Linked DNA regions of Homo sapiens: region 2 is linked to region 1. The links are chromatin loops, found by intact Hi-C in ENCODE. Cell type or tissue: chondrocyte. All regions are shown on one strand. Links, peaks and the distances in the headings refer to the core of each region. The heading gives the core; the rest is flanking DNA.

Evidence for each region. Peaks named below come from ENCODE experiments on the same cell type or tissue, not always from the same donor. Only the 100,000 strongest peaks of a DNase experiment are listed, where the experiment ranks them.
Region 2: a loop joins it to region 1, with 5 times the contacts of the local background. A loop is called at or near these places in 61 of 110 quality-filtered maps.

What each region holds. Positions count from the first base shown.
Region 1 is chr2:100,980,966-100,988,965 of GRCh38, forward strand. It overlaps NPAS2 (neuronal PAS domain protein 2), which reads left to right. Exons shown (of 21, transcript NM_002518.4): 16 at 1,266-1,412; 17 at 7,114-7,311. Among named protein-coding and RNA genes, the nearest start is that of NPAS2-AS1, 7.8 kb to the left of the region's middle. RefSeq lists enhancers at 1,980-2,481, 2,482-2,981 and silencers at 3,913-4,108, 3,993-4,132. In chondrocyte, for the core only: CTCF peaks have their summits at 4,068 (motif pointing left) and 4,295; no DNase peak of the experiment used is centred there.
Region 2 is chr2:100,586,114-100,600,925 of GRCh38, forward strand. It overlaps the pseudogene HMGN2P22. Among named protein-coding and RNA genes, the nearest start is that of LINC01849, 10 kb to the right of the region's middle. In chondrocyte, for the core only: CTCF peaks have their summits at 8,939 (motif pointing right) and 9,145; no DNase peak of the experiment used is centred there.

The sequences.
Region 1 (8,000 bases), core at 1-8,000:
TCTTGGGGTGGCATGGGCTCGTCGTGAAGCACAACACACGTACCTCTACTTGCCTGGGGCAGCAGCTGGCACCTGAGGGTCTCTGCACATGTCAGCACCTGCTATTCTTACTCTTACTGGTTCTTTTTATTATTATTTTGCTGCTTCAAAAGCTATGCTTTCAGTTATTTCATCCTGTTTCTCAACTCTCCTGCTCTCCTTGCCTCCCTGTGTCTGGGAGGTCAAAGGGCAGAGGAAAAGAGAGAGGCCCTGGGGGCATTTGCAAAAGACAGCGGGCAGGAAACAGACTAGGGAGATTGTTGGGCTAGAGATTGAGGGAGTGGAGGTTAAATCATGGTAAAAAGGGAGAAAGAGAAAAACAGAATGAATCTAGCAAACTCATTTGCCTCAAGATATGGGAGTCATAGCCCCGAAGAGCCCAGAGCAGGGGCTGCAGGCCCCTCCTGCCATCCCTCCCAAACAGTGTTTCCTGGAAGCGGAGGAGCCTGTGTTGAGGGAGACGGGACAGGAGGCAGAGACTACCTGCAAGTTTCCTAAGGCCAGCCTCCTTCCCCAGAAAGGATTAAGGGTCCAAAGGAAGGGGAGACCCAAAACAATCACCGTGTCTTTACCCCGAGGTCAGTCACACTGGAGAGGGGGCCCTCGGGGCAAAGACTGGGTGATTGTTTTGTTCGTTTTTTGCACAGATTTCCGAGACGTGCATAGTAGCAAGTAAGGCTGGAGAGGGGAGGGTGAGGGGGAATGAAAAGTTCTTGATGATCCCAGGCTGTTTTGGAGAGAGCCAGGATCAGATTTAGGATAACGACCGGACCCAAAAATGCCTGTGAAGCTGTCACGTACAAACTGCTATGCCCTAAATGAGGGGGAAAAGGGACTCTCTGATGTCCTGCTTTTGACATTCATCTCCAGAACCATTTGTTCATCTCTCTAAATTTGGAATATCAGTTTGTGAACATTGCTTACAAAATCCTGTCCCAATTCTGTGGCCCTCCCGGACTGCAGGGCAGTAAGTCAGGTCTGCAGATTCAGGTGGGCCTGCTGTCATAGCCAGCCTGAGAAAGACTGGTGCAGGGGCCCCCAGGATGCCCAGACCTCATCTGCAGCCCCTGTTCACTGCCCAGGACCCAGCCGTGGGCTCCTTAGGGATGCTGGGAAAGACGGCTAAGGGACGGAAATGAAGTGTACAGACCGAGCAGCAGCAAGATCTGCCTGCAAGGCTGAAATAACTCTTTCATCTGATTATGTTTTTCGGCTCCACCTTGAAGTTTTCGGCACAGTTCAGCATGTTCCAGACCATCAAAGACCAGCTAGAGCAGCGGACGCGGATCCTGCAGGCCAATATCCGGTGGCAACAGGAAGAGCTCCACAAGATCCAGGAGCAGCTCTGCCTGGTCCAGGACTCCAACGTCCAGGTGATCCCCTTCCCGGGCTGGCCTCTGTCCCTGCTGCTGTGTGGGAAGGGGTCCTGCCGCCATTTCCGGGCAGCCAGGACTTCCTCCCAAGCCCTGTGAACTGCCCTGCCAAGCCCCATTTGCTTATGAAAGCATATTGCAGTCTCTGCAAAGGACAAGGAACAAATCCCGGTCCCCATCCCTGCCTCCAGGCCACACCCCTGATGTCCTCTTCCCTCGCCCCTCACTCTGACAGGCACATCTGCTCACTGCCTCCACCTACGTTTGCACTTGTGCACTTGGCGTTGGATTGCCCTGCATGGATGCCTGCCTCGGTCCTGGGTAGTACCTCCCTGCACCTCTATAACTTTGCTTTCCTAGCTCCCAGCCCAGGCTGCCATCAGGAGGAGATGGAAGCAGCTCTGTTGTTTCTCATCCAACGCAGGCATCCAGGGAGATGTGGGAAATGATGATATCCATATCACAGCCTACTGGAGACTGCAGAGGGAGCTGGGTGGCTCCCCATTTGTGGTGTGCCAGCAGGGAAGCTCTGCAAAGCCTAGCAGCAGCAGCTCTCACTGTGACCCCCAGATATTAGAATTGTTTGGAGAGGTGTTGTTTTGTTTTGTTTTTTGTTTTGTTTTGGAGGAAAACCTTTACATATTGGATCTCTTTTAATAATATATAATGTTTTACTTACATTAGTCCAGGACTGTGTATCTTCAGAAGTGCCTGATTCTGACCCAGCCTTTGATTGTAAATGTAACTCTAGCTAACCTTGGCGTCTGCCCTGGGAGCACTAAGCATTTGGAGACCCTTAGAAGGGACAGAAAGAAGCAGAAATAACATCTCTGCTGGAGCACTGTCCCTGTTGCTTCCCCCATCACCATCTACGCAGACCCTCCCCTGGCCACACAGCTTCTGAAGTGCAGCCACACCTACCATAGGTGACAGGCGGGTTCTGTCGGGGCACAGCGCCGTGAGCCGGTGCACGCTGAGATTAATACACAGTGGTGCAGGTGTCTGGGGGCTTAGGGAGATGCTCATTTGGCCATCCTGCCTCGCTGAGGTCCCAGCAGCTCCGCCTGGCCCTCAGGGGCACTCCTGGTGGCTTTCTAGATGCTCACTGTCCCTCCCCTTCCTGCCCCTGCACAGGCCTCTCAGAGGTGGCTGCTCACCTTAAAGAGAAGAGCCCCGCCCTGGACAGGCCACCTCCCCACCTGCTCCCCTCAAGACACGGCGTGTGCGCCTTGAGCAGGCTTCACTCAGACAGCCTGGGCCATGCCAGAGCCCTGCTGCTCTCCCCACCTCCTCAGTGCACCCTTAAATTGACCAGAAAAAGGCTCGGCCTTCTCGTGAAAAGAAATGGAGTCACCGAGCTGCCATTCCACCTTTTACCAGAATAGGTAAAAAGTGGCTTTTGACTTACGCCTTCCCAGCTGGAATATTTTTCTCACTGATCCAGGGCCTGACTGGGAGCCCAATGCTTGCCTGACTCCAATTACTTTAATGGAATTTTTACACTAACAGGAAGGGGGAAATCGAGCCAGAAACTGCTAAAATTGAGGTAGGCGTATGAACATCCCCCTCAGTGCCTGGAGTTTTTCTACTTCCTGCCTTTTCTGAATTTTAAAATAACAGGCAGCAAGGTTATCGCTTTCACTCCTGTTATAACAAAGTATTTTTCCTCCTTGTGACCTATGCCTTTGGTTAACCCCAAAGTACCTATGCCACAGTGCACTGAGGGATGTTCTGAGCCGGCCGGCATGGGAATTGCACCCTCCGGTGCCTTCCTGCCCTGTGTTCATTCCTGAGGCCTTATCTTTGCAGTGGAATTTTCCAGAGATCATGGAAATCCACAGATAGTCGAGACAGAGGATATTTCCTCAAGGAGCCTGCCTTGTTTTTTTGTAAGACTTAAAGAAATATGTTCCAAAATGTGATATTTGTTTTTTTTAAACTAAACTGTGTGATTCAAGTGTGAAGAATAAGCAAGTAGAAATGACTCCAGCCCACCCCCAAAAGTAGAGGGATAGATAAAATAAGAATGACAAAACACTGATGATTGTTGAAGCCTAATGGTGATGCCAAGGTTTCATTATATTACTTGTCTATTTTGTATACTTCTAAAATGTCCTGTAATGACAAGTATTTGTAGAAATAAGCAGATAACACTAATGAAAAATCATCTGTGAGTGTAGGATTGGTTTGTTCTTGAAAATTAGAAGTTGTTGGTTTGTTTTCTCTGATAACTTTTCCCACTTGGAGAACTTTTTTTTTTTTTTATGTTTTCTATAAAGTTGACCTCAGAGCCCTTTTAAGTCACCATCTCCTTAAGCCACAAAATTCTACTTTATTGTTGATAAACAGAAGTACGGCTGTGCCCAGCAGCAAACCAGGAACCAGTCCCCCACCCAGTGGCCTTTATCCCAACCTCAGTGGACTTGTGATGCTTTACTTCATTGCTTCAAAACTTTCGTCGAGGCTATATGTGCCTGTGATGCTTACTATTTTTTTTTTTCAAAAAAACCTTGGGTTATGAGGAAGAAGTCCTGAAGGGCTGTTGGTGTTTGCACCTGGATGGGGTCATGAAAATGGGGCTACCTGGACAAGAGCTGTTGTGCTGAAAGGCCCATCGCCCCCTCCAAGGCTGCCTCTTGCTCTTTTTGAGAGCATGCGCGCCCTCTGCTGGCTGCTCAAAGGAATGCCTAGAAGGACACCTGTAGCAATGGCAAATGACGTGTTCCTCAACTGGTTCATCCATCCATCTATCCATCCTTCCTTCCATCCAGCCATCATCTATCCATCCTTCCATCCGTCCTTCCTTCCTTCCATCCAGCCATCATCTATCCATCCTTCCATCCAGCCATCATCTGTCCATCCTTCCATCCGTCCTTCCATCCAGCCGCCATCTGTCCATCCTTTCTTCTGGCCACCCTCCCTTCTATACATCCTTCTGCCCGTCCTTTCTTCCTTCCATCCATCCTTTAGTCCATCCATCCATCTGACAGACACCCTTTATTTACCAGGCACGTGGTTAAGCACTGTGAGGATACAGAAAGATAAACAGGGCAGGGTTTCTACTGTCAGAGGATATACATCGATGGGACAGAGTAGCACACCTTGCTGTTACAGTCTGTTACATAAATAACACCAGCAGACATAGTTTGCCCTTCTCTGAGTGAAAGCACCATTCATATGTTTATTCATTCATACATGCATTTATTCCATTCATTCATTTATCAAACAGTTTTTATATGCCCAAAGAGGCGAAGGAGGAAAAAGCTCCTTTTTTCATTTTGAATGTTATTATCTGACATTCATTCAGTACTTACTATGTCTCAGGTCATTTATATGCATTAACTTCATTTAGTCCTTAATAAGATATATGCTCTTAATGTCACTATTTTTTTTTAATGTCACTATTTTTTACTAATGAGGAAACTAAGGCTTTGAAAAGTTATTAAAATTGCCGAAGGCCATACTGCTAGTAAATGGTAGGGTGGGAATTTGAGCTAAGATAGGTCTGCTTTAAGGTAAATTATACTGCCTCTCATCAATAAAGGTTGGATTTATTCAAACTCTAATCAAAAGGTAAATTGTGTCCTACCAGAAAAACGCATGGTAATTGGGTTTGACTACTAGGTTTTTGCTGAAGTGATGAAGTATAGGTTGCCCTATGTGCTATAAATGAGTCTTATTTTAATAGGGAGCTGGGATTGCATGAAACATGAATCCTCAAAATGTGTAAAATGATGGATACCCAGAAAATTCTTCTTAATTTCTAAAGTGACAAGGAGTCCTCATTTCAAAACTGCAGGCTTCTCTGTGGTGGGTGGGGCATGAGAGGAGTTTGGGGAGGTCCCGTGGGATGGTAGAAAGATCAGAACCCAGCCCCAGCTCAGCCACCTGCCCATCTCGGGCCTCTGGTAAGTGGCTCGACCCCACCCATGAAACAGATGCTTGAGCGAACTGATCCGTAAGTCTCCCCAGCGCGCCTGCATGGTGGGATCCTCGCCTGCCTCTCCAAACCTGCGCTGACACTCAGCAGATGTCAGCCTGTCGGTCCTGTACTGCATATGAGGTGGGACTGCACTGAGTACAGGAATGGGGTGAAAAACGTCAGATGCTGGGAGCCAGAGAGCCTTCCCCCTAAAGAACTCCAGGCTAAGGGCCTGATGGACTGGAACAGTGTATGTTGAGAATCATGATAGACACAGTGCCATCTGATGTTTTTAATACCCAAGAGGTACTTTTGTTTAAAAAGCCAGTTTCAGGTCTGTCATTAAATTATTATTAAAATTACAAAAGTTGTCTTTCTTAAAACTTTAGAGTCAACTGACAGATTCCGTTTTATTTATGAATCTACTAATTTGGTCTAAAAAGAGCAATGCTCTAACTAGATTTTTATTTATGTTCAATTAGTTGATAGGTTGATTGTGAATAATCAACATTATCTACCAAAACTATTCATTTACACATTTAATTTATCTGAATCTTTCAAGCATTTTATGTACCTAACAAGGCAGACTTATAAAGCTAAGAAGTAAAATCTTTCTAAGCACCTAAACAACTGTTTTATTTATTTATTCATTTTTAAGACAGAGTCTCACCCTGTTGCCCAGGCTGGAGCGCAGTGGCACGATCTTGGCTCACTGCAACCTCCGCCTCCCAGGTTCAAGCAATTCCCCTGCCTCAGCCTCCCAAATAACTGGGATTACAGGCGTGCGCCACCATGCCCAGCTAATTTTTATATTTTTAGTAGAGACAGGGTTTCACCATATTGGTTAGGCTGGTCTCAAGCTCCTGGCCTCAAGCGATCTGCCCGCCTTGGCCTCCCAAAGTGCTGTAATACAGGCGTTAGACACAGCGCCCAGCGTAAACAACTGTTTTAAATCAAATACACCAAACTTATTTGAACTAAATCAGGATTCTCAAGAACACCTCAAATTCTCTTAAATCTTTCAAATTAAAACCACCAAGCTAATATCCCATGGCCTTTTAAATGTCTCTGAGACACCTTAGGTAACAAAACACAGAGATGATCATGATGATTACAAAACTTGAACATAATTTTAAAGTGCATGGACTTAATGTTATGTGATCATATCCATGTTATTGGCCTGCCTGGGTATGTGGTTCCTTAATTAATGACAGATCTGCCATCTCAGCTGAGAGCACTGGATTGAAAATTCTCAACAGTAATGTGGGTACAGACACGAGTCACTGGTCAGAGATTCAAGGGCAAACACAGAGCCTGGTCCTACTGCGAGGGCAATGTGGCCCATGCCACAGGTGAGCCATCCCTCTGCCCCTATATCATGAGGCAATATTATCATGACTGCATCATGCATTCCACTCACCAGGTATTTCTCCCTTCTAGGAAGAAGCTGGTAAGCCAACCTCGACTCTAAACAAGTACATCACATTATTTAGAGAACATCTGGGTCTAAACAGCTTTCACATTGTTAGGCCTCAGTCACTTGCCTGTAACCTTCATGAAGGCAGAGAGAGTGTCTCTCCAGCCCATGGCTCTGTGGCCAGTGCCTGACACTGAGCTTGGGGCATCACAGGTGCTCCATGTCCACCAGTGGAGTAAATGAACTATTTCTAGGCAGCTCAGAGCAAGAAAGTTCTTACTGGCACAGGGAATGCAAAGGAGGTGCACACTGGTGAGGTACCCATGACCCCAACTTCACAGGCATTTCTATTCTGCTCCCAGATGTTCCTGCAGCAGCCAGCTGTATCCCTGAGCTTCAGCAGCACCCAGCGACCTGAGGCTCAGCAGCAGCTACAGCAAAGGTCAGCTGCAGTGACTCAGCCCCAGCTCGGGGCGGGCCCCCAACTTCCAGGGCAGATCTCCTCTGCCCAGGTCACAAGCCAGCACCTGCTCAGAGAATCAAGTGTGATATCAACCCAGGTAAATGTGCTCCTTGCCAGCTTCACTCCTTGCCTCTAGAGCAGACACCCTCTTGCAGTTTGGGACATACTTGATTCCTGCAGCCTACGTGAACTGAGGCCTACTGCCCTGTTCCGTTATGGACTGAGGGTAGATTTGGGAGTGAGCCTTCTTTTCCTTCTTCTGTTAAAGTCACTTTGAAACCCCAAGTTGTATTGGCTTCCTTCTGTGTTTTATAAATGTCCACCTCAGTCCCTTGCTCTCGTGCTTAAAGATATCACTCGGCTGAAATGTTCACCTTTGATGCTGACTTAGGGTTGGAGGCAGATATGGCCATCCCAGAGACCCACTGGCAGCTGAATGTCCCAACACTCAACGTCCATGGTCCCCGCCATCTACTCTGGTTTTAACCATTACCCACATGAGCAGCCACTGCTGTTCACTGTCCCTTGCCCCAGGTGCCCCCTGCTCCTCCAGGCGCCCCCTGCTCCTCCAGGCCCCCACTGCTCCTCCAGGTCTCCCTGCTCCTCCAGGCCCCCATTGCTCCTCCAGGTCTCCCTGCTCCTCCAGGTCCCCCTGCTCCTCCAGGCCCCCACTGCTCCTCCAGGCCTCTCTGCTCCTCCAGGCGCCCCCTGCCCCTCCAGGCCCCCACTGTTCCTCCAGGTCCCCCTGCTCCTCCAGGCCTCCCTGTTCCTCCAGGCGCCCCCTGC
Region 2 (14,812 bases), core at 4,298-12,297, 390 kb before region 1:
TAATATATGCAAATTTCAAAAAATCTTTAGAGGGTTTGGGGAATGCCTGGATGAAATGCAGAATGGGGCAAGACAATCTAACTGCATTACAAATGTATGAAACAGCCTCACAGAAGGGGGCTGGGGGAAATGTGCTAACCTAAGCAGCACTGGAAATGAGTCCATGAGGGGAAGGGCAAAAGAAGCTGTACACAAGCCCTGTCTCTAGTTGATAAAGTCATTTATCACATGGGTGTGAATTAACAGTTGTAACACTGCTATACATATAAAGAGAATCGAACAGTTAAATACATAGATGGCAGATGGTGGGAGCCAGGTTTCTCACTGTTATCATGAGAGGTTACAGATAAGTGGGGGGCAAAGGTGAGTGTAAGTGAGAATAATCCATGTGGTAATAGATTAGAGTTGGAGTCATCACTATGAACTCCTGTTTAGGTTTTGTCTTTTTTTTGAGACAGAGTCTCGCTCTGTCGCCTAGGCTGGAGTGCAGCGGAGTGATCTCAACTCACTGCAACCTCCACCTCCTGGTTCAAGCGATTCTCCTGCCCCAGCCTCCCGAGTAGCTGGGATTACAGGTGCCCACCACCACGCCCAGCTAATTTTTGTATTTTTAGTAGAGACAGGGTTTCACCGTGTTGGCCAGGCTGGTCTCGAACCCCTGATTTCAAGTGATCCACCTGCCTCTGCCTCTCAAAGTGCTGGGATTATGGGCATGAGCCACCGTGCCTGGCCACTCCTGTTTAGTTTAATATAGATACAGATGCTTATGAACAGAAATATTTAGGTAATGTATATGCATTGGGTAGTATACACACGCACATTTCCTTGCTCTGTCAGTTGAGGGAGGCTGAAAGAGGAATGACACCCCAGTAGCAAAGAACATACCTGCCACTTAGATCTTGATTTTTCTCCAAAAAAGGAACCAATGCTCTTTGAAGAAATGGCTGATTCTAAAACTGAAGCAGGAAATATACAGGATAAGCCTGGAGCATCTTGTAATTCCAGAACACAAAAAACTGCTGAACAAACAAACACAAAACCACAATGATGAGAGTACGTCAGAGGTCCAGGAGCCAACTGACAGATCTCCCAATAGCTAAAGCCGGAACAATTTGGGCAATATAATAAATATTGGATTATAACCCAAAATATAAAGTACATATCTATGAGTTCATACTGATAAAAAAATGATTGAATAAATAAGTTGCCAGGCGCGTGGCTCACACCTGTAATCCCAACACTTTGGGAGGCTAAGGCGGGAGGATCACCTGAGGTCAGGATTTCAAGACAAGCCTGGCCAATATGGTGAAACCCCATCTCTACTAAAAATACAAAAATTAGCCAGGCATGGTGGCAAGCACCTGTAATCCCAGCTACTCAGGAGACTGAGGCAGGAGAATTGCTTGAGCCCCGGAGGTGGAGGTTGCAGTGAGCCGGGATCACGCCTTTGCACTCCAGCCTGGGTGACAAGAGCGAAACTTCAGCTAAACAAACAAACAAACAAACAAAAAACACAAAGAAACCCATATATATGTATACACACACACACACACACACACACATATATATATATATGAATGGAAATAAATAAATAAATAAATAAGTGGAGGAGAAGAGACCATCGCCCAGGCAGCATTCCAAATAACGTAGAGATACTCTACTTAAGATATTCCACTCTTTAAGGGTGGGTTGTCCATAGCAACTTCCTTCCAAAGTGTACAATATGAAAAGGGAGGTGGGAAGAGTACCTTTTTTTTTTCTTTTTTTTGAGTTGGAGTCTTGCTGTGTTGCTCAGGCTGGAGTGCAGTGGCTCGATCTCGGCTCACTGCAACCTCTGCCTCCTGGGTTCAAGTGATTCTTCTGCTTCAGCCTCCCCAGTAGCTGGGATTACAGGTACCCAACAATAATTTTTTTATTTTTTTATTTTTAGTAGAGATGGGGTTTTGCCATGTTGGCCAGGCTGGTCTGGAACTCCTTACCTCAAATGATCCACCCATCTCAGCCTCCCAAATTTCTGGGATTACAGGCGTGAGCCACCGCGCCTGGCTGGGAAGAGTATCTTTATAGTGTAGAAACCTAACACTATCTCAGCTGGGTGATCAAGGTCAAAATCAACAGTGATGAGTCATACTGGTAGTACAGACCCTGGGTATGATGTAATGAAAATGACGCTTTACTTCTTTGGTCTTCCTCCAAAAAACCAAACCACAATTAAGACAAAAACATCTGACAAGTCCAAATTGAAGAACATTCTACAGAATAGCTGACTAGAAAAACTATCAACGTCATCAAAAACAAGGAAAATCTGAGAAACTTTTATAGCCAAGAGGTGCCTAAGAAGACCTGACTAGTAAATGGAATATGGTGTCCTGGATAAGGTCCTAGAACAGAAAAAGTGCATCAGTCAGAAACAACAGAACTCTGAAAGCAGATAGACTTTAGTTACTAATTATGTATCAATACTGATTCATTAATTGTAACAGGTGTACGATGCTCATGTAAGATGTTAAGAGGAGAGAAAACTGGTGCAGGATATATGAGCACTCACTGTACTAGCTTCTGAATTTTTCTGCAAATCTAAAACTATACTAAAAAAATTAAATTTATTTTAAAATATGGCAGTTCATGAATCACATCAAAATGGAAATTGTGCCAGGCACGGTGGCTCACCCCTGTAATCCCAGCACTTTGGGAGGCTGAGGTAGGCGGATCACTTGAGGTCAGGAGTTCAAGACCAGCCTGGCCAACATGGTGAAACCCTGTCTCTACTAAAAATACAAAAAATAGCCAGGTACGGCGGAATACACCTGTAATCCCAGCTACTTGGGAGATTGAGTTAGGATAATTGCTTGAATCCAGGCGGCGGAGGTTGCAATGAAGTGAGATCACACCTCTGCACTCCAGCCTGGCTGACAAAGAGAGACTCTGTCTCAAAAAAAAAAAAAAAAAAAGGAAATTGTAATCCTGTAAGAAAGGTGGTACTCAGTTCTTGATTGTCATGTGTCTATAGTAAAGTGCCAGAACTAAAGGGACACATAGGTGTTAGTTTGGGTCTGCCCAGATGCAGAGCCTGAGCGGGGACTTGGGTACAGTTTGTTCGAGAGGAGATCCAAAGATGCAGGCATGTGGTTGGGTGTGGTGGCTCACGCCTGTAACCCCAGCATTTTGAGAGGCTAAGGCAGGCGGATGACCTGAGGTCAGAAATTCTAGACGAGCCTGGCCAACATAGAGTGAAATTCCGTCTCTACTAAAAAGTACAAAAATTATCTGGGTGTGGTGGTGCACATCCGTAGTTTCAGCTACTTGGGAAGCTGAGGCAGGAGAATCCCTTGAACCCGGAAGGTGCAGGTTGCAGTGAGCCAAGTTTGTGCCACTGCACTCCAGCCTGAGTAACAGAGCAAGACTCCGTCTCTCAAAACAAAACAAAACAGAAAAAACAAAGATGAAGGCATGAGAGCTTTGAGAGACAGAGGCAGGGAAAGGGAAAAGCTGACAGAAGGGTGGGAATGTGAGGTCAGGGCTGGTGGCAGCGGAAACTCAATCCCTTTGAAACCTCTAAGAAGCATGTAGATGACCTCCCAGAGTTGTCCACCCACAGAGAGGATCTTGCTTTATCACCCAACCCTGGCCTCCACCACTTGAGGGTGCCCCAGGGGAGTGAACTGCCCTCCACTTCCGGGCTGTCCTTACGCAAAGGCTGAGCAACTGTCTGTGTGCCTTGGAGAAGGACTTCACAGATGACCCAGTGTGGATGCTGGTGGTGCAGCATGAGTCTGAACTTGCACAGAGTTTGGTTCTATTTTTTTTTTTTCCCAAGCCAAACTGTATGCAGCTTTATTAAAGATACTTTCCATAAACAATCATGGTATTTCAGGCAGGACATGGGCAGACAATCGTTAACAGTATACAACAACTTTCAAACTCTCTTCTTCAATGGACTACCAGAAATCAGAAAGCCACTATAAAACCCAATGAAGTCTTCATCTCATGCTCTGAATAGGGAAAGTTTGGAGTGAGGGTTGACATTTCACATTTAGCATGTTGTTTAACAACTTTTCACAAGCCGACCCTGACTTTCAGAAAGTGAAATGAAAATGGTAGAATTTATCTGAAGATCCACAATCTAGAAATGGAACCACTGCTCTTTTGACAGGTGCCATCTCAGTGGCATCACTGGAAAGTCCAGATTGCCTGACACACTGGTAACCAATGATTGAGGGTCAGGTCCCAGCAGATGTCTGGGTTTAAGGGAGTTAATTTTCTGCTGAAAGATGGAAAGGGAGAAGAGGACATAAAAACGAATTTGTTTTCCATACCACAAGGCTTTTGTGCCAAGGTGGTCATGTGTGTCAAAGTCAGGGAATCCCTCCTCCTGGGAGCCAAGAGGAAGTCTCTCAAAACTGGAAGGGAAAGGTGTTTTCCCCACATCGATCCAGCTTCGGAGACTTTCTATTAGTGACACATGCCCCGTCCTCCCAAAACAACAATGAAGTGTTCTGTGTTCTAACAACATAGCTTAAAAAAAAAAAGTAAAACAAAATTCTGCATTTTTATAAAACATGGTAAAAAATAGTATTTCAAACTGTACAGTCACCAGAAGTACATAGTTATCAAAAATGCACACACATGGGCTGGGCACGGTGGCTCACGCCTGTAATCCCAGCACTTTGGGAGGCCGAGGCGGGCGGATCACGAGGTCAGGAGATCGAGACCATCTTGGCTAACACGGTGAAACCCCGTCTCTACTAAAAATACAAAAAATTAGCCGGGCGCGGTGGCGGGTGCCTGTAGTTCCAGCTACTCAGGAGGCTGAGGCAGGAGAATGGTGTGAACCCGGGAGGCGGAGCTTGCAGTGAGCCGAGATTGCGCCACTGCACTCCAGCCTGGGCGACAGAGCGAGACTCCATCTCAAAAAAAAAAAAAAAAAAATGCACACACTTCACTTGGCCTCTCCAGCACCTTCAGCTTTCTGTGCCTGCTCTGTCTTGGCATCTCCACTTTCTGCAGGGTTATTCCCCTCCTTGGCAGCATCAGCTTTTCCCTTTTTCCCTTGGGTACCTTCTCTTTCTTCTTTGCAGAGGCCTTTTTAGGCTTGGGCTCTGGCTTTGGAGGAGCAGGTTTAGCAGACAACCTCGCAGATCTTCTCTGTGGTTCGTCCTTCACCTTGGGTTTGTCTCCTTTAGCATCCCCTTCAGCTTTTCTCTTGGGCATGGTGGTATCGGCAGCGACGGTGGCAGGACGTAGGCGCTGGGCGTGGGATGCAGCGGCCCGTGGGCTTGGTCGGTCGGGGGGGGTCGTTCTCGCCTCTTCTTCTTCACCCTGCTCCCTTGGTTCTATTTTATATGTTTAAAAGATCTTGCTTGGACAAAATGGAATGTAGATTTTTGTTACATATCCCTCTTGTGCATACATTTTTTAAAAGGTAAAATACAGGCATAAGAGAGATATTGCAGGCTCAGTTCCAGACTCAATATTGCAATAAAGCAAGTCACACAAAGTTTCAGTTTTCTCAGTATGTATGACAAATATGTTTACATTATATGATTACTGTAGACTATTAAGTGTGTGTAAAAAAAGTACATACCCTAATTAAAAAACGCGTTATTGATTAAAAAATGCTAACAAACATCTTGCCTTCAGCAAGTTGTAATATTTTTGCTGGTAGATGGTCTTGCCTCAATTTGTGTGTATGTGTGGTGTGGTGGGGGGGGGGCGGACAGAATCTTGCTCTGTCACCCAGGTTGTAGTTCAGTGGCACGATTTCAGCTCACTGCAACCTCAACTTCCCAGGCTCAAGCGATTCTCCCACCTTATCCTCCCAAGTAGCTGGGACTACAGGTGTGCACCACCATGACTGGCTATTTTTTTTTTTAATGTATTTTTTGTAGTCATGGGGTTTTGCCATTTTGGCCAGGCTGGTCTTGAACTCCTGGCCTCAGGCAATCTGACCACCTCGGCCTTTCAAAATGCTGGGATTACAGGCATGAGCCACTGCACCCAGCCCTTGCCTCACTGTTAATGGCTGCTGACTGATCAGGGTGGTGGTTGCTGAAAGTTGTGGTGGCTGGGGCAATTTCTTAAAACAGAGAACAGTGAAGTTTTCCTCATTGATTCCTTTCATGATAGATTTCTCTGTAGCATGAAAGGCTGTTTGATAGAATTTTATCCACAGTAGAACTTGTTCAAAATTGGAGTCAATCCTCTCAAACCCTGCTGCTGCTTATCAAGTACATTTATGGAATATTCAACAGTGGAATGTGTCATTTCAACAATGCTCACAGCATCTTCACCAGGAGTACATTCCATCTCTCAAGAAACCACTTTCTTGGCTCATCCATAAAAAGCAACTTCCTGTTTGTTAAAGTTTTATCACGAGATTGTAGCAATTCAGTCCCATCTTCAGGCTCCACTTCTAACTCTAGCTCTCTTACTGTTTCCACCACATCTGCAGTGACTTCCTCTTCTGAATTCTTGAACCCCCCCTCAAAGTCATCCAGGAGGATTGGTATCAACTTTTTTCAAACTCCTGTTGATGTTGGTGTTTTGACCTCCTCCCATCAATCACGAATGTCCTCATGGCATTTAGAATGATGAATCTGGCTAGGCATGGTGGCTCACGTCTGTAATCCCAGCACTTTGGGAGGCTGAGGCAGGCAGATCACTTGAGGTCAGGAGTTTGAGACCAGCTTGGCCAACATGGTGAAACCCCATCTCTACTAAAAATACAAAAACTAGCCGGGCATGGTGGTGTAAGCTTGTAATCCCAGCTACTCACAAGGCTGAGGCAGGAAAATTGGTTGAACCCTGGAGGTGGAGGTTGCAGTGAGCTGAGATCACACCACTGCACTCCAGCCTGGGTGACAAAGAGAGATTCTGTATCCATATATATATATATATATATATATATATACACACACACACACACACACACACACACACATATACACACACACACATATATATGTGTATATATATATATGTAGAATGACGAATCCTTTCCAGAAAGTTTTCAATTTACTTTGCCCAGACGCATCAGAGGAAACACTATCTATGGCAACTATAGCCTTATGAAATAAGTGTCTTAAATGATAAGACTTGAAACTCAGAATTGCTCCTTGACCCCTGTGCTGCAGAATGGATGTTGTGTTAGCAGGCATGAAACGGCATTCATCTCCTTGTGCATCTCCTTCAGAGCTCTTTGGTAACAAGTGCATTGTCAACAAGCAGTAATACTTAGAAAGGAATCTTTTTATCCTGAGCAATAGGCCTCCAAATATTTTGTAAACTATGCTGTAAACAGATATGCTATTATCTGGGCTTTGGTTTTCCATTTATAGAGCACAAGCAGAGTACATTTAACCTAATTCTTAAGGGCCCCAGGATTTCTGGAATGGTCAATGAGCATTGGTTTCAACTTAAAGTCAGTAGCTGCATTAGCTCCTAACAAGAGAATTTGTCTCCAAATAAAAGAGTATGTCCTTTGGAGTTCGAAGCAAGGCGTTGACCTCCCCTCTTTAGCTATGCAAGTCCTAGATAGTGTCTTCTTCCTACAGAAGGCTGTTTCATGTACACTGAAAATCTGTTGTGTAATGTGACCACCTTCATCAATGACCTTAGCTAGATCTTCTGGATAGCTCGCTGTAGCTTCCACATCAGCACTTGCTGCTTTACCTTGCACTTTTGTGTTATGGAGATGGCTTATTTATTTATTTATTCATTTATTTACTTAAGACAGAGTTTCACTCTGTGTCCCAGGCTGGAGTGCAGTGGTATGATCTCGGCTCACTGCAACCTCTGCTTCCTGGGTTCAAGTGATTCTCCTGCCTCAGCCTCCAGAGTAGCTGGGATTATAGGTGCCTGCCACCACACCCAGCTAATTTTGTATTATTAGTAGAGACGGGGTTTCTCCATGTTGGTCAGGCTGATCTCAAACTCCTGACCTCAAGTGATCCACTCACCTAGGCCTCCCAAAGTGCTGGGATTACAGGTGCGAGCCACCATGCCCAGCTGAGATGGCTTCTTTCCTTAAACTTCACGAACCAACTTCTGCTACCTTCAAACATTTCTTTTGCAGCTTTCTCACCTCTCAGACTTCAAAGAATTAAAGACAGTTACAGCCTTCCTGTGGATTAGGCTTTGATTTAAAGAAATGTTGTGGCTAGTTTGATTTTCTATCCAGACCACTAAAACTTTCTCCATATCAGCAATAAGACTATTTGCTTTCTTATCCATCATGTGTTCACTGGAGTAGCACTTTTAATTTCCTTCAATAACTTATCCTTTGCATTTACTAATTGGCTAACTGTTTGGTGCAAGAGGCCTAGCTTTGAGCCTATCTCATCTTTTGTCATGCCTTTCTCACAAAGCTTAATCATTTCTAAATTGTGATTTAAAGAGAGATGTCCAATGCTTCCTTTCACTTGAACACTTACAGGTCATTGTAGAGTTACCAATTAGCCTAATTTCAATATTGCTGTGTCTCAGGCAATAGGGAGGCTGAAGGAGAGGGAGAGAGATAGGGAAACAGCCCATCTGTGATGCAGCCAGAACACACAACATGTATCGAGTAAGTTTGTTTATCTTGTGTAGGTGTGGTTTGTGGCGCCCCAAACAATTGCAACAGTAACATCAAAGATCACTGATCAGATCATCCTAGCAGATATAATAATAATGAAAAAGTTGGTAATATTGCAAGAACTATCAAAATGTGACAGAGACATGAAGTGAGCACATGCTGTTGGAAAAATGGCACTGATAGGCTTGCCTGATGCAGGTTTGCTCCAACCCTTCAATTTGTAAAAAACAGTGTATGTAACGTGCAATAACATGAGGTCTTCCTGTAAGTTGGTAAAGGTATTCCTAAAAATGTCCTTCCATTCAGAGTCCAGCTCTAGTGTCTTTTCTGCTAGTTTTGATGCTGGTGCTTTCTTGATCCCACCAGAAGGTGGCATGCAGTGACAACTTTCTTTTTCTTTTTTTCTTTTTTCGAGACGGAGTCTCACTCTGTCGCCAGACTGGAGTGCTGTGGTGCAATCTCAGCTCACTGCAACCTCCGACTCCTGGTTCAAGCGATTCTCCTGCCTCAGCCTCCTGAGTAGCTGGGATTACAGGCATGCACTGCCATGCCTGGCTAATTTTTGTATTTTTAGTAGAGACAGAGTTTCACCATATTGGCCAGGATGGTCTCGATCTCCTGACCTCGTGATCCACCCGCCTTGGCCTCCCAAAGTGCTGGGATTACAGGCGTGAGCCACCGCGCCTGGCCTGTGACAACTTGATCACAGCTGCCACCTGCCACAGTAACCATAAGATGCACCCTGACCTCAGAGATATTAACAATGAGGGGAGGATGCTTAGAACCCATGAAATGTTGTAGTTTTATCCCACAATAGATGAAGGTGTGTTAGGTTATTTTAACCTGACCCTTCTAGCTTTTAATTTTGAAGGCAGATCTTTAACTCCCTGAATCTGTTTATTGACATTTAAAATACTGAATATACCAACTTCCTGAGAAGAAAAAGGCTGTTAATATCCCTGGAATATATATAAAATACAACTTTAAAAAAAAAATTAAAAACCAGTACTTTTCTTTGGTAAGTAACTCTCTCTGAGATGACAATCAGAAAAATTTAAAGAAACCTTGCAAAATACAGCTACATGTTTTACATGAAAATTATACTTAATAAAAAGTTGAATAATTAACAAATCAATCCTTTGTCTTTTAGCAAATGTTACAGAAAAGCATCACAAACTTGCAACTTTTTGTTCCATCTGAGATTTGAGATACCTAAATGAAACAATGTATTACGTGCCTGCACCCAGACACACCCACACACACACACACACACGCACACACACACACACACGCACACACACACACACAGAGTAACTGCAATAACTAGATCCATGTCGGGGTGGATCTATCATCCCCACATTATCTCTCTGGGCACCAAAGGCTTTCTGACTCTGATTTGGTTTCTCAATCTTATTGGGAACAAAAAAAGTGAGAAGTCCAGTACCCTTGGCAGTTATCTTTTCTTGTTTTTCTTTTTTTCTTTTTTTTTTTTTTTGAGATGGAGTCTCGCTCTGTCCCCCAGGCTGGAGTGCAGTGGTGCGATCTCGGCTCACTGCAAGCTCCGCCTTCCAGGTTCTTGCCATTCTCCTGCCTCAGCCTCCCGAGTAGCTGGGACTACAGGCGCCCCCCACCAAACCCGGCTAATTTTTTCTATTTTTGGTAGAGACAGGGTTTCACCCTGTTAGCCAGGATGGTCTCGATCTCCTGACCTCGTGATCCGCCAGCCTCGGCCTCCCAAAGTGCTGGGATTACAGGCGTGAGCCACCGCATTGGGCCGGCAGTTATCTTTCTTAAGTAGCAGTTCTATTTCTCAGTATAAATTAATGCTGCAGTTCCTAAACCATTTGCTGAAGTGCCTCTGAACCCAGTAGCAAGTTCGTGGGCACAGGATAAGTTCTCAAGGGAAGCGCTGCAATACTGAACATTTATTGAATACTTCAGGAACCACCAGCTCCCAACAGTTCGCAGTTCCAATATTAGCTTGCGCTACATTCCTTTGATCTTTCTGAAGTTGGGTTTTTAGCGGTTGCTGTGATAAAAGCAGGTAGAGCTCAAATCAATGTGGAGCAGGATATGAGGGAGAGGTATCTCCAATTTCAAGGTTGGAGGACTTATGCAGCATCCAACAGGTACTTACTCACATTAATAGGTAATTTTCCTTTCACTTTTCATATATATTTGGTCAAGCATCTAAAAGTTTAAGACATAAAACCTTAATAAATTGTTTGACAAAAATAAAAATAAAAATAAATTGTTTGGCGCTAACTGCTTAATAAAAGTCGTTACAGTCTCGCTGAGTGTATGCGGGGGATTGGTGCCAGGACCACCAGCAAATAACCAAATCCTCGTACTCAATCCTGCAGTCAGCCCTGCAGAACCTGCCTATACGAAAAGGTGTTTTTAGGCTGGGTGTGTTGGCTCACGCCTGTAATCCCAGCACTGTGGGGGGCCAAGGTGAGCAGATGACTCGAGGTCAAGAGTTCAAGATCAGCTTGGCCAACATAAGAAAATCCCATCTCTGCTAAAAATACAAATATTAGCCAGCCGTGGTGGTGCAGGCCTGTAGTCCCAGCTACTCAGGAGGCTGAGGCAGGAACATTGCTTGAAGACCCTGGGAGGTGGAGGTTGCAGTGAGCTGAGGTCATGTCACTGCACTCCAGCCTGGGCAACAGAACAAGACTCCATCTCAAAAATAAATAAATAAATAAATAAATAAATAAATAAATAAATAAATAAAAGGTTTTGTTTTGTTTTGTTTTTTGTCTTTTTGAGACAGAGTCTCGCTCTGTTGCCCAGGATGGAGTGCAGTGGTGTAATCTCGGCTCACTGCAACCTCCCTCTCCTGGGTTCAAGCAGGTTTCCTGCCTCAGCGTTGCAGGTAGCTGGGATTACAGGTGTGCACCACCACACTCGGCTATTTTTTGTATTTTTAATAGAAATGGGATTTCGCCATGTTGGCCAAGCTGGTCTCAAACTCCTGACCTCTGGTAATCCACCCATCTTAGCCTCCCAAAGTGCTGAGATTACAAGCATGAGTCAATGCACCTGGCCCTAAAAGGTCTTATAGGCAGGTTTAACATCCGGAGAATACTGTCTTTTCTTTTCTTTTCTTTTCTTTTCTTTTCTTTTTTGAGACAGAGTCTTGCTCTGTAGCCTAGGCTGGAGTGCAGTGGCGCAATCTTGGCTCACCGCAAGCTCTGTCTCCCGGGTTCACGCCATTCTCCTGCCTCAGCCTCCCAAGTAGCTGGGATTGCAGGCACCCGCCACCACGCCCAGCTAATTTTTTGTATTTTTTAGTAGAGATGGGGTTTCACCGTGTTAGCCAGGGTGGTCTTGATCTCCTGACCTCGTGATCTGCCCGCCTTGGCCTCCCAAAGTGTTGGAATTACAGGCGTGAGCCACCGCGCCCGGCCTAAATATTGTATTTTCAATTGGCATTTGGTTGAAGAAAAGTCACATGTAAGTGGATCCAGGCAGTTCAAATCCCTGTTGTTCAAGGGTCAACTGTATTTCTTTTGACTTAGGCGCACAATGAAAAAAATACTGAGCCATGAACCAATGGAAGTTTAGGAACCTCTGAATTAAAAATTTGGTATTCTGATTTATAATTAAATCTGAACCTATGTTAATTGCTACAGTTCTCGAGACTCAATTACCTCTGAATTAACAAAGGAGCTTGTTGAATATGTCAGGCTGAGGACTAGACCCTGAAACCCAGGGTGACTCCAAATTGCCCCGAAAGGACCCACCTTCCTGGAGCAGATGGCTTCATCTTTGTTTTTATCATCACCTACAGCAGAGCTTGGCAGCCTCTCATGGTGCCAAACGAGTGTGTTTAATCTTCCTATGCCTCCATTTTCTCATCTGTGAAAAGGATCCAACTCCTATGATTGTGCGGGGATTTAATGAGCTAAGATTTCTCAGTACTTAGCTGAGGTTTTGTTTACTTAGAAGAGTTTCATTGTTGTTGCTCTTGCAATAATAGTGACCATCGTCATCATCACTGTCGTCAGCAGCAGCGTCTTAGTATTTGAAAGCATTGAAGCTTTGACATCATGAAAGATTTGCTAATTTGGGATTAATTGTTTGGTCTAGTACTTGCAGTTACAAACAGGGCCTTACGTGACTCATAACTCTTAAGGTAGGTTTTTAGTACAATTTGGGGAGACTCTTAAATGACATCTTTTAATGCTTTTATTTAGAGAATTTCATATAGTTTTCCTCCCTTTTATGTTTCCACCATTACACCATCCTCCTTGTATAATCTATTTTTTCTAATCGTACTCTCGCATTTTTCTTAGGATGTTAAAAAACACCCATCTCTGCCTCTAGATCAACCTTTACCTTTTTGGTTTCTTAGCCAGAGGTGGGTCTTGCAGTATAAAGCAGAGGAGGGCTTTGTGTTGTCACAGTGGGACTTTTATCACTTTCCAAGACAACTCTCCTCCACCTGCATTACATTCTGGGTCCTTTGACTTTTTAAAATCTACAACCTCTACTTGCATCACACTCAACTGGGTTATCTCAGAGTATTCATAAGCTCGTGTAATGGACCCACCCTCTAAGTTACAGGCAGAGCATCAGCATGGAAAGAGGCGGTTGGAGCCATGTTAGCCCACGTGCTGAGCTCTGTTGCATCTGGGTTATTCTTTCTATCCTCGGGGATTCCAAGAGGTGAATTATTTTAGAATAATGTCCAGCCCATAGAGGCATGTGACCACATTCAAAGAGAGTGGATGAAGGTCACTGGAGTTCAAGGTACATTTTCCACTTTTGGTGGTGTTAGAATGAGTACGAGAAAAATAGAACCAGAGAGGCACAGGCCGTGAAGCCGAATGGAAGTCTCTGAACTTGAGGACTCCCTCCCACGCTCCTTGCTTCCCCTTCCCTAACTTGCCTCAGCAGATCCAGTGGCTTATATTCCACCGAACATAATCTGGACAGTGAGAAGTTTTGGGAGAATTAACTTTGTGTTAGTGGATATGTTTTTATGCTTCAATCGGCAAACAATACATGGGGAGGGAATCTCTTCAAAATGAATTCTGAGTCATACAGGATGGGCTTGAGATGATTTGTAAAGCTGTGGCTTCTATCAAATGGATGCAGTTTCCTCCCAGAACTTTCCCAGTGTTCTCCTGTATTTGTAACTTCTCATAGTTCTTACCCTAAAACTGGTAAGCACGTAATTTAAAGAAAGAAAGGGGCAAGGAAGGAAGGGAGGGATGGAAGGAAGGAAGGAAGAATTGGTGATGTTTGAAAGCCCTCTCTTGGCAATTATGTTTAAATTAATGTTTGTATCTTTTGTTCTGCAAGTAGAACAGTAGGTGGGTAAGAAGCGACATCATTTCTTTTTTTTTTTTTTTGAGACGGAGTCTTGCTCTGTTGCCCAGGCTGGAGTGCAGTGGCGCAATCTCGGCTCACTGCAAGCTCCGCCTGCTGGGTTCACGCCATTCTCCTGCCTCAGCCTCCTGAGTAGCTGGGACTACAGGCGCCCGCCACCAGGCCAGCTAATTTTTTGTATTTTTACTAGAGACGGGGTTTCACTGTGTTAGCCAGGATGGTCTCGATCTCCTGACCTCGTGATCCGCCCGTCTCGGCCTTCCAAAGTGCTGGGATTACAGGCATGAGCCACCGCGCCTGGCCAAAGCGACACCATTTTTATTCACTTTTATTTGTTTAAAAAAGATCAACTGGGCCTGGCATAATGGCTCATACCTGTAATCCCAGCACTTTGTGAGGCTGAGGCAGACAGATTTCTTAAGCTCAAGAGTTTGAGACCAACCTGGGCAACATGGTGAAACCCTGTCTCTACAAAAAAATACTAAAATTAGCCAGCATGGTGGTACATGCCTATAGTCCCTGCTACTCAGGAGGCTGAGGTGGGAAGATCACCTGAGCCTGGGGAGGTTGAGGCTGCAGTGAGCTGTGATCCCTCCACTGCACTTCAGCCTGGGCAATAGAGTGAAAGCCCATCTCAAAAACAAATAAATAAATAAATAAATAAATAAATAAATAAATAAAAATAAAAATAAAGATCAACCAGGCCAGGTGCGGTGGCTCACACCCGTAATCCCAGAACTTTGGGAGGCCGAGGCAGGTGGATCACGAGGTTGGGAGATCGAGATCATCCTGGCTAACATGGTGAAACCCCGTCTCTACCAAAAATACAAAACATTAGCCGGGCGTGGTGGCAGGCGCCTGTAATCCCAGCTACTTGGGAGGCTGAGGCAGGAGAAT